Regions from separate parts of the Homo sapiens genome. Here region 1 is linked to region 2. Evidence: read pairs that join two places in POLR2A ChIA-PET (ENCODE). Cell type or tissue: PC-9. All regions are shown on one strand.

Evidence for each region. Peaks named below come from ENCODE experiments on the same cell type or tissue, not always from the same donor. Only the 100,000 strongest peaks of a DNase experiment are listed, where the experiment ranks them.
Region 1: POLR2A ChIA-PET joins it to region 2 with 17 read pairs; 2 of 35 experiments call an interaction of 5 or more read pairs at or near these places.

Annotation. Positions count from the first base shown.
Region 1 is chr11:68,041,410-68,046,409 of GRCh38, forward strand. It overlaps TCIRG1 (T cell immune regulator 1, ATPase H+ transporting V0 subunit a3), which reads left to right. Exons shown (of 20, transcript NM_006019.4): 3 at 344-422; 4 at 1,234-1,454; 5 at 1,537-1,622; 6 at 1,962-2,088; 7 at 2,162-2,244; 8 at 2,405-2,498; 9 at 2,723-2,935; 10 at 3,549-3,693. MIR6753 (microRNA 6753) reads left to right here and starts at 3,385; the gene lies at 3,385-3,548. In PC-9, a CTCF peak has its summit at 3,305 (motif pointing right); a DNase peak (open chromatin) is centred at 2,252; H3K4me3 peaks cover 326 bases; H3K27ac peaks cover 725 bases.
Region 2 is chr11:68,434,111-68,439,110 of GRCh38, forward strand. LRP5 (LDL receptor related protein 5) reads left to right here. Exons shown (of 23, transcript NM_002335.4): 19 at 2,779-2,889; 20 at 4,336-4,572. Among named protein-coding and RNA genes, the nearest start is that of PPP6R3, 24 kb to the right of the region's middle. In PC-9, no CTCF peak of the experiment used is centred here; no DNase peak of the experiment used is centred here.

The DNA.
Region 1 (5,000 bases), 390 kb before region 2:
GGGAAGGGGGCTACTGCCAAGGTTAGCCCGGAGGCCGGTCCAGGATGGGGACTGCCCCCCCTCCGCCATAGGGCCCTGGCCCCATTTGAACCCCAGCGGCCCCTGCCATGGGCACTGCTCATGGGAAGCCCGCAGCTGAGGCCCCTGAGCTGGCTCCTCCCCATACCCTCCTGGGGCATGGGGTCTGGTCTGTGCTCTGATCTGCGTCTTGTGGCTCCCAGGGCACTCCACACCTTTCTGGAGGAGGCAGCTAAGGCCTGGGGAGAGTCAGGCCTGGGCTCTAGGGTGAGGAGCTCCCTGACCCCCTTCCCGGGACACTCACCCCTCCGTGTGGCACCCACAGCTCAACGCCTCGGTGAGCGCCTTCCAGAGACGCTTTGTGGTTGATGTTCGGCGCTGTGAGGAGCTGGAGAAGACCTTCAGTGAGTTGGTCCCAGGCCTACATTCCAGGCAGGCTTCCTGGAGGAGGCATGGGCCAAGTTTGATCTGAAAGGAAGAGTCTGGGTTTGCCAGGTGGAAGGCAGAGAAGGGAGGTATATGCAGGGCCCTGCAGGGCCAAGACAGAGCAGCTGGGATCTGTGAAGTGTGCTTGCGAAGGTGGCTGCCTTGTGTGGGCTGAGCAGAGGGCCTAGGGCAGGGCTGGCTGGGGAGGCCTCGAATACAGCATAAGAGCCCAGGACTTCGTCCTGTGGGCGCCAGGAAGCCACAGGGGTTTCTAAGCAGGGAAGAGGCACAGACAGCTTTCTCCTCTACAGCTGGGCTGGGGTGGGTGGGGCCCAGGATCTAGGGTAGGGTACCCCTAAGGAGCAGGCAAAAGGGACCCCTGCCCTGGGCAACCCCTCTCAGGAGGAGCCTGTGGGGGCACCAAGGCAGGGGCATGGGGCAGGCAGGGTTTTGTGTTTGCTGGTGCAGTTTACAGCTTTTCAATGATCAGGCAGACACAGGACTCACGCCAGCTCCGGTCCCAAGCCCTGCAGCGCAAGGGCCGGCCTGTGGGGAGACCTCAGGCCCTCTTCTGAGTGGTGGCCAAGGGACTGGGGAGGGAGAGTGAGCCCAGACCTGAGCTCAGGGAGGGGAGCACAGCTTCTGGATGAAAGTTTGGCCGGGATTTTCTGGCCACCTCCACCTGGTGAATCCAGCAGCTGGTGGCCGATGGAGTTTGGGGCAGCAGGTGGGGCCCTCAACTGTTGAGACAACCTCAACTGCACCCCACTCCCGTTCCTCTGCGCCCAGCCTTCCTGCAGGAGGAGGTGCGGCGGGCTGGGCTGGTCCTGCCCCCGCCAAAGGGGAGGCTGCCGGCACCCCCACCCCGGGACCTGCTGCGCATCCAGGAGGAGACGGAGCGCCTGGCCCAGGAGCTGCGGGATGTGCGGGGCAACCAGCAGGCCCTGCGGGCCCAGCTGCACCAGCTGCAGCTCCACGCCGCCGTGCTACGCCAGGGCCATGAACCTCAGGTCAGCTCCCACCCAGGCAGGAGACTGGGGGGCTGGGGAGGGGCTGTCCAGCCTAGGGCTCATGGTGCTTCTGGGTTCCTAGCTGGCAGCCGCCCACACAGATGGGGCCTCAGAGAGGACGCCCCTGCTCCAGGCCCCCGGGGGGCCGCACCAGGACCTGAGGGTCAAGTGAGTGAGGGATGACCTCATGCCCTTTCTGGCCAGCCCAGAACCCCTGGCCAGTCGCTGGGCTGGGCCAGGCTGAGCTCCGACTCCTTGTCCAGTGCTCTCCCCAGGCTGGCCCCGCCTCCTCCTTCAGGCCCGGAACTTCCCACAGTCCCAAGCCCTAGCCCTAGGGGGTTCTCCTCTTCTGGTCCTGCCCGGGAGGCCTCCTGCCTTCCCCTGTGGGCAGGGCCAGTGTGCCCAATTGCCCGATTGCCCGTGCTGGGCAGGGTCCTGCCCGGGGGGCCTGGTGGGGGAGGCAGGGCAGGAGGTTGGAGCAGCCCTGCCCAGCCCCGTGGCCGCCAGCTTTGTGGCAGGTGCCGTGGAGCCCCACAAGGCCCCTGCCCTAGAGCGCCTGCTCTGGAGGGCCTGCCGCGGCTTCCTCATTGCCAGCTTCAGGGAGCTGGAGCAGCCGCTGGAGCACCCCGTGACGGTGAGCAGCTGGCGCTGGGCTGGGGGGTCCTGGGCAGAGCGGGACCCCAGAGTCAGCTGAGCCTGCTCTGCAGGGCGAGCCAGCCACGTGGATGACCTTCCTCATCTCCTACTGGGGTGAGCAGATCGGACAGAAGATCCGCAAGATCACGGACTGGTGAGTCACTGGGAACACCCGCCCCACCGCCCTGCTCCCCAGGCCCCTGCTGTCACCTCCCAGCCCGCCCTATCGTGACTCCTCCCCATGAGCTCCCTTCAGACTCAGAGTCTCGTAGCTGTGTCCTTCTGGCCCCTCACGCAGCGCATCCTCCCTCCAGCTTCCACTGCCACGTCTTCCCGTTTCTGCAGCAGGAGGAGGCCCGCCTCGGGGCCCTGCAGCAGCTGCAACAGCAGAGCCAGGAGCTGCAGGAGGTGGGTGCCCCCGGCCTTCCGGAGGCGGGTGTAGGAGGTGGGTGCCCCCGGCCTCCCGGAGGTGGGTGCAGGAGGTGGGTGCCCTGGCCTGGCCTCCAGGAGGTGGGTGCAGGAGGTGGGTGCCCTGGCCTGGCCTCCAGGAGGTGGGTGCAGGAGGTGGGTGCCCCCGGCCCAGCCACCCCACCTGCCTGCCCAGCCCCCGCTGACTGCCCACTCTGGCGCAGGTCCTCGGGGAGACAGAGCGGTTCCTGAGCCAGGTGCTAGGCCGGGTGCTGCAGCTGCTGCCGCCAGGGCAGGTGCAGGTCCACAAGATGAAGGCCGTGTACCTGGCCCTGAACCAGTGCAGCGTGAGCACCACGCACAAGTGCCTCATTGCCGAGGCCTGGTGCTCTGTGCGAGACCTGCCCGCCCTGCAGGAGGCCCTGCGGGACAGCTCGGTGAGCAGCCTGAGGCCTCGCCCCCTCTCCGCCCGCCCCTCCTACCAGGCCGGGGCGTTTCTGCCTCACTTCCAGCCTCTGGCTCCCTGCACCTGGGCTTTGCCTAGGGGCTCCTTCTCCTCCCAGCCTCCTCCATGGCCCACCGCTTCCAGGGAGTCTGCCCTGATGGCCCTGGCCCAGCAAGCCCTACCCTGACTTTCCTAAGTCCCTGGAGGCTGCACAGGATAGTTTTAAAGTCAGAAGCCTCATTCCAATCCAGGCCCCCCTGTGACCTTAGGCCTGCTCATGGTCTGTGGAACCGGTGTGATGCCCCTGCCTCCGGGGGTCACCCGCCGCGCACAGCAGGTGCTTGCGGGTGAGGCTGGGCTCCTTCTCCTGGGCCGTCCCTAGGAGGCAGCATGCTTGCCTTTCCCAAGCAATTGCCAATCCATGTGGTGTCTTTGGGCCCCCACCAGGGCAGAGCAGGGCTGATCATCTCACGTCAGAGAGAGGGGAAGGGGCTGCCCAGTGAGCCCCCACAGGGCTCTACATCTCCAGCTGGGCCTGGCTGGAGATCCCAGGGTCCCTGAAGGCCCCCGCCACCGTTCTGGTCTGTCTCTGCCCTGGCACCCAGATGGAGGAGGGAGTGAGTGCCGTGGCTCACCGCATCCCCTGCCGGGACATGCCCCCCACACTCATCCGCACCAACCGCTTCACGGCCAGCTTCCAGGGCATCGTGGATGCCTACGGCGTGGGCCGCTACCAGGAGGTCAACCCCGGTGAGAGCCACGGCATCCTTACCCGTGTCCTGGGAGGCTCAGCTGCCCCACTGGGTGGGTGTGAGCCTGAGGGGGAGGTATCTCCATCCTGGGCCTGGCCTGCCCTCCTGGGATGAGGGGCACACATCCCATCACTCTCAAGGGGCTGTTGGGCTCTGCAGCCAGTGTGAGGCTTTATGTCGGCCCCCAGCCAACTCCCCCTTGTTGAGTTTACAAGGGAGCCGGCACGGGCTTGTGCAAAGAACAGAGGCTGTGCGGTGGGCATGGCCCAGGTTGGAAGCCCATCTCGCCTACTTTGAGACATTTCTTAGCTTCTCTGAGCCTCAGCTGCCTCACCTGCAAAATGGAAATAATAGCGCAAACCTCAGAGGAATGTTGGGAAGCTTAGTGACTGTTGGAGACTGCAAGCTGGAGCCAGGGGCAGCCTTTGGTGTGGTTGCTTTGGTTGCACAGCTTTTTTTTTTTTTTTGAGATAGAGTCTTGCTCAGTTGCCCAGGCTGGAGTGCAATGGCATGATCTCGGCTCACTGAAACCTCCGCCTCCCAGGTTCAAGCGATTCTCCTGCCTCAGCCTCCCAAGTAGCTGGGATTACAGGCACGCACCACCACGCCTGGCTAATTTCATATTTTTAGTAGAGATGGGGTTTCACCATGTTGGTCAGGCTGGTCTTGAACCCCCGACCTCACGTGATCCACCCACACAGGCCGTTGGGGGCCCAAGCACCCTGACTCTTGCCCACTGGATGAGGCAGGGCCCCTCCCTGTCCTGTGACCAAGTCCCCTCCCGACATGGGCTCCACCACATCACACCCATGCTATGGGCCGGGCCCCCACTCAGTGTCACTGGGGGCACTGGGGGGTTTGCTGCTTCTGCAGGGCCAGTGTCCTGGGGCTGGATCTGGGCCCCAACAGGATTCCCCTGCACGTGGGCAGAGGCTGGTGCAGCTAGAGCATCACCTGGAGGCCCGTGGCAGATAGAATGCTGCCAGCTCAAAGCACCAGCCGTCGGGGCAGCGTGTTTGCCAGGGAAGCTGTAACAAAGTGCCACCGGCTACTGGCTTAAGGGGCAGACACGGTCCCACAGTCCTGGAGGCTGGAAGTCCAAGACCAAGGTGTCAGCAGGGGCCGGGGGCACTGGCTGATGCCTGTGATCTCAGCACTTTGGGAGGCTGTGGTGGGAGGAGGATCTCTGGAGTCCAGGAGTTCGAGACCAGCCTGGGCAACATAGCAAGCCCTTGTATCTTAAAAAAATAAAAGATGATGAGGTGTTGTCAGCAGGAGTGGCTCCTTCTGAGGCTGTCCAGGAAG
Region 2 (5,000 bases):
AGGGGTGGGCTGCAGAGGTCCATGGCTCACACCCTGGAAAATCCGCCCCCAAAAGACAGTGCTGTCTCCACTGACCAGTCTGTGGGATAGTGCTTAAGCCTGAGTGGTTTCTATCAACATGTAGAATCAGGAGGTATAAAGAGATTTGCTCAGGCATCCTGGGCCCTCTCTGACCAGCAGGATCTTCCTTTAGATCTTGACAGTGAAACACATCTCTTCTGTGCCCCCTGTGAGTTTTCTTTCATTCATTCATTCATTCATTCATTCATTCATTCATTCATTCATTCGAGACAGAGTCTTGCTCTGTCACCCAGGCTGGAGTGCCCTGGTGTAATCTCGGCTCACTGCAACCTCTGCCTCCAGGGTTCAATCGATTCTCCTGCCTCAGCCTCCCGAGTAGCTGGGATGACAGGTGCGCACCACCATGCCTGGCTAATTTTTGTATTTTTAGTAGAGACAGGGTTTCACCATGTTGGCCAGGCTGGTCTCGAACTCCTGACCTCAGGTGATCCGCCCGCCTCAGCCTCCCAAAGTGCTGGGATTACAGGCATGAGCCACCGCGCCCGGCCTGAGTTTTCCTTTTATGAAGGACCTGCTTGGTTGGTTGCCTGCCACATGTTGTCAGCACCATGGGCCCAGGACTGCTGAGGAGCTGTTGATGCCCTCGCTCTCCCAGAGCCACCGGCTCTGTTAGATAATTCACATGCAGTCTGGCCACTGTCCTACGTCCTCATTCACAAAGAGCAGACATTTCGTAGAAGATGAGGGCCTGGGAGTAACCTCCCTGCATGTTTTTCTATAAAGGCATAGTGGTTAAGTCCTTCCAGCTCATTGACCATTGGAGAATTTTATGGAGGCTGTAGACTAGGGGCTGGTAAACTAAGGGCCCAGGGGCCAAATCCAGCCTGCCACCTACTTTTGTAAATAAAGTTTTCTTGGTGCACAGCCATGCCCATTCATTCATTTGCACAATGTCTGTGGCTGCTTTCATGCCAAAAGCAAGAGAACTGAGTGGTTATGCTGGAGACCTACGGCCTTCAAAGCCCCAGACCTCACGTCTGGCCCTTGACAGACAGAGCTTCCCCAGCCCTGCTGCGCATCCTGGCCCAGCATGTGCTGTGTGTGTGATTTCAGCTTGCAGGAGCCGTGGTTAGGAATTGTCCCTGTGTTGGTCCATTTTGCATTGCTATGAAGGAGCACCTGAGGCCGGGTAGATTATGAAGGAAAGAGGTCTGTCTGGCTCATGGTTCTGTAGGCAGCACCAGTATGGCACCCGCATCTGCTCAGCTTCTAGTGAGGTCTCAGGAAGCTTTGACTCATGGTGAAAGTCGAAGCGGGAGCAGGTGCATCACATGGTGAGAGAGGGAGCAACGGAGAGAGAGAGAGAGCGCCTCTCCCTCTTGCCCTCACCTTGAGAGGAGATGCCAGGCTCCTTTAAGTAACCAGCTCCCATGTGAACTCACAGTGAGAGCCCATTTGCTACTGCGGAGAGGGCACCAGGCATCTGCTCCCATGACCCAAACACTGCCCACCAGGCCCTACCTCCAACCTTGGGGTCATATTTTATTCTGTTCTATGCTATGCTATGCTATGCCATGCCATGCCATGCCATGCTATTCCTATTCTATTATTTGAGACAGAATCTCGCTCTGTTGCCCAGGCTGGAGTGCAGTGGCATGATCTTGGCTCACTGCAACCTCCACCTCCCAGGTTCAAGCGATTCTCCTGTATCAGCCTCCCGAGTAGCTGGGATTACAGGCACACACCACCACACCCGGCTAATTTTTGTATTTTCAATAGAGATGGGGTTTCACCATGTTGGCCAGGCTGGTCTCAAACTCCTGGCCTCAAGTGATCCACCTACCTCGGCCTCCCAAAGTGCCATGATTACAGATGTGAGTCACTGCGCCCAGTGAGGGTCACATTTCCGTTGAGATTTGGAGGGGCAGACGTTGGAGCCATCTGAGCCCCCTCGTCCCGCTCTAGCTTCTCCTCCCGTGTGCCCCGCGGTGCTGGTGGCAGGCCCTTACGCCGGTTCTGGCTGCATGCTCTGTTCCAGAAGCTTTCTTCCCTGCTTGGTTACCAGAAAATCATCCCATCCATTACAAGGACAGGGTCCCCTTATCTCCCATTCCCAGGGCAGGACACCGGGGGCAGGGCAGGTGGGGAACTGAGCAAGTTCTCTGGGGGCAGGCGTGGCTATGGCTCCCTCTGGGTGGGCGTCTGGGGAGGGGTGGAGGCAGCCGTCAGCGCCCTGGCTTGCTCTTCCTCCCTGGCCAGAGACTGTGGCCTTGTGCTGCTCCCGTGTGGGCTGCCTGCACCTCCAGTGGGTTGTGCTCCCTCCCCTCCCCTCCCCTCAAGCTCTGCTGAGCACCACTGCCTTCCACAGCCCCCACTCTCGGGAGGCGAGGCTCCTCGTGGCCATTCCTGTCCTTGGCACCCACCCCCCCACCAACCTGGTAGAGCCTTGGGCGGGGTCTGTTACTCCTTGCATGGCGTAGACCTCCCCACAGTAGGCACCTGACACATACCTCCTGGGGGGCAGGCAGGAGGTGCGTTGAGGTCTCAGCCCTGGCAGTCCCTCCCCTGCGTGGCATAGGCCTCGCCACAGGGTCATCGAGGGTGGGTGGAGACTGTACTAGACCACTCCCCGCTGGTCCTAGAAAGGGTCCCATCTGTCTGCTCTCTGTTTGGAGTCCAGACCTTGGTTGCTGTGCCCTGCATGGTGGGCTGGGGGGCACCCTCCAGCCTCTCTGAGTGCATGGCCTCTCCTTGCAGCCATCTGCCTGCCCAACCAGTTCCGGTGTGCGAGCGGCCAGTGTGTCCTCATCAAACAGCAGTGCGACTCCTTCCCCGACTGTATCGACGGCTCCGACGAGCTCATGTGTGGTGAGCCAGCTTCTGGCACGGGGAAGGGGCGTCCGGGCTGGGTTCCCCCAGGAACGTGGAGTTTAGGGGAGGAGACGTGCCTTTCCAGCGGGGCTGGGGGCTGTGTGGGAGACTCAGGCGGCTGGGAGGCTCCTTGCGGGAGGCAGGGAAGCCTTTCCCAGGGCAGCGGCCAGGAGGACAGACTGTGAGCTGTGGGCTCGGCGGCTACAGAGTCTGCCTCAGTGGGCGGGGCTGATGGTGTCCAGGTGCCTGCAGCACGCACCCACCCACGGGACCTTGCTGAGCAGCGTCTGTCAGGCAGCAAGATTACCCGAGGGCTGCAGTGGTCCTGTTCCCTGGCAGCTTACTGTCTGGCTGAGGAGGAGTGATGTTCACATATGCACACATGTCATGTGCACACACATGTACATGACAACATCCCACATGCTCCTCAAATAGCATGACCTGTACAGTCACGGATATAGGGCCTAGGGGATAGGAGGCCAAGACAGTCAGGGAAGACTTTCCAGAGGCAGTGGCTCCTGAAAGGCTGTCTGATTCAGGCAGGAAGGGAGCTGAGTTCAGATAGGAAGTAGCAATGAGTCATTGTGTCTGGGGACATGGCCACTCCTTCGCTGCAGAGGGACCTGGGCTGAGAGCTCCTCTCTTATGGCTGCAGTCGGGAGAGAAGTCTGTTGGGGGGAGAAGGGGGCTTCCTCAAGGGACTCCCTGTGCCCTTTGGCACCTTCGTGCCAGGTCAGGCTTGAGGCCTGAAGGCAGTGGTGGGGGCCACCAAGGGTCGCCTCCTCTGCTGGGCAAGTTCCCAGTCTGACGGGCCTGTGCCGTGGGCCCCAGCTGTGGGGGCGCTGTTGATGCGCAGCCAGGCCTCGCCGCCAGAGCCCGCACGCTTCCATTCCGCTGACTTCATCGACGCCCTCAGGATCGCTGGGCCGGCCCTGTGGGAGAGTGAATGTGGCTTTTGCCAAAGTTGAGTCTGGAGCCTGGAAACTTCCCTATGGGCAGCCTTGATAGTGGAGTGGCCCAAGGAGCCCACCCAGCCGACCCTGCCCCTCCCGTGGCTGGTGGGCGGCACCAGGGGCTGCCTGGCTTTGCTCGTTCACCAACATCACCTGGGCTGGCCAGGGCGCGCTCACTTCTGCCACCACCGAGGGCCCTGGGCGAAGGAGTGAATACCAGGCTGCCTTGGCAGGGATGTGTTGAGGGCTGTGGGGAGTCGGACAGCGGCGGGGGTCAGAGGAGGAGGAGGGTGCACCGTGCAGGCTGAAGGGCCACGTTACCCTGAGGTTGGCCAGGCTCCCCAGGCCTAGCCTCCCAGCTCCCCCACTTTCTCCCCACCCTCCACCAGTGGCAAAGCCAGCCCCTTCAGGGCGCACGGTGTCTGCCCCCAAGGAGGGCCCATTCCGTTGGGGTTAATGTTGGCCACCTCTTTCTGTTTGTCTCTGGCAGAAATCACCAAGCCGCCCTCAGACGACAGCCCGGCCCACAGCAGTGCCATCGGGCCCGTCATTGGCATCATCCTCTCTCTCTTCGTCATGGGTGGTGTCTATTTTGTGTGCCAGCGCGTGGTGTGCCAGCGCTATGCGGGGGCCAACGGGCCCTTCCCGCACGAGTATGTCAGCGGGACCCCGCACGTGCCCCTCAATTTCATAGCCCCGGGCGGTTCCCAGCATGGCCCCTTCACAGGTAAGGAGCCTGAGATATGGAATGATCTGGAGGAGGCAGGAGAGTAGTCTGGGCAGCTTTGGGGAGTGGAGCAGGGATGTGCTACCCCAGGCCCTCTTGCACATGTGGCAGACATTGCTAATCGATCACAGCATTCAGCCTTTCCCACTGAGCCTGTGCTTGGCATCAGAATCCTTCAACACAGAGGCCTGCATGGCTGTAGCAACCCACCCTTTGGCACTGTAGGTGTGGAGAAAGCTCCTTGGACTTGACCTTCATATTCTAGTAGGACATGTGCTGTGTTGTCCACAAATCCTCATGTACCCTAGAAATGAATGTGGGGGCGGCTGGGCTCTCTCCAGAGCTGAAGGAATCACTCTGTACCATACAGCAGCTTTGTCTTGAGTGCAGCTGGGATTTGTGGCTGAGCAGTTACAATTCCTACGTGG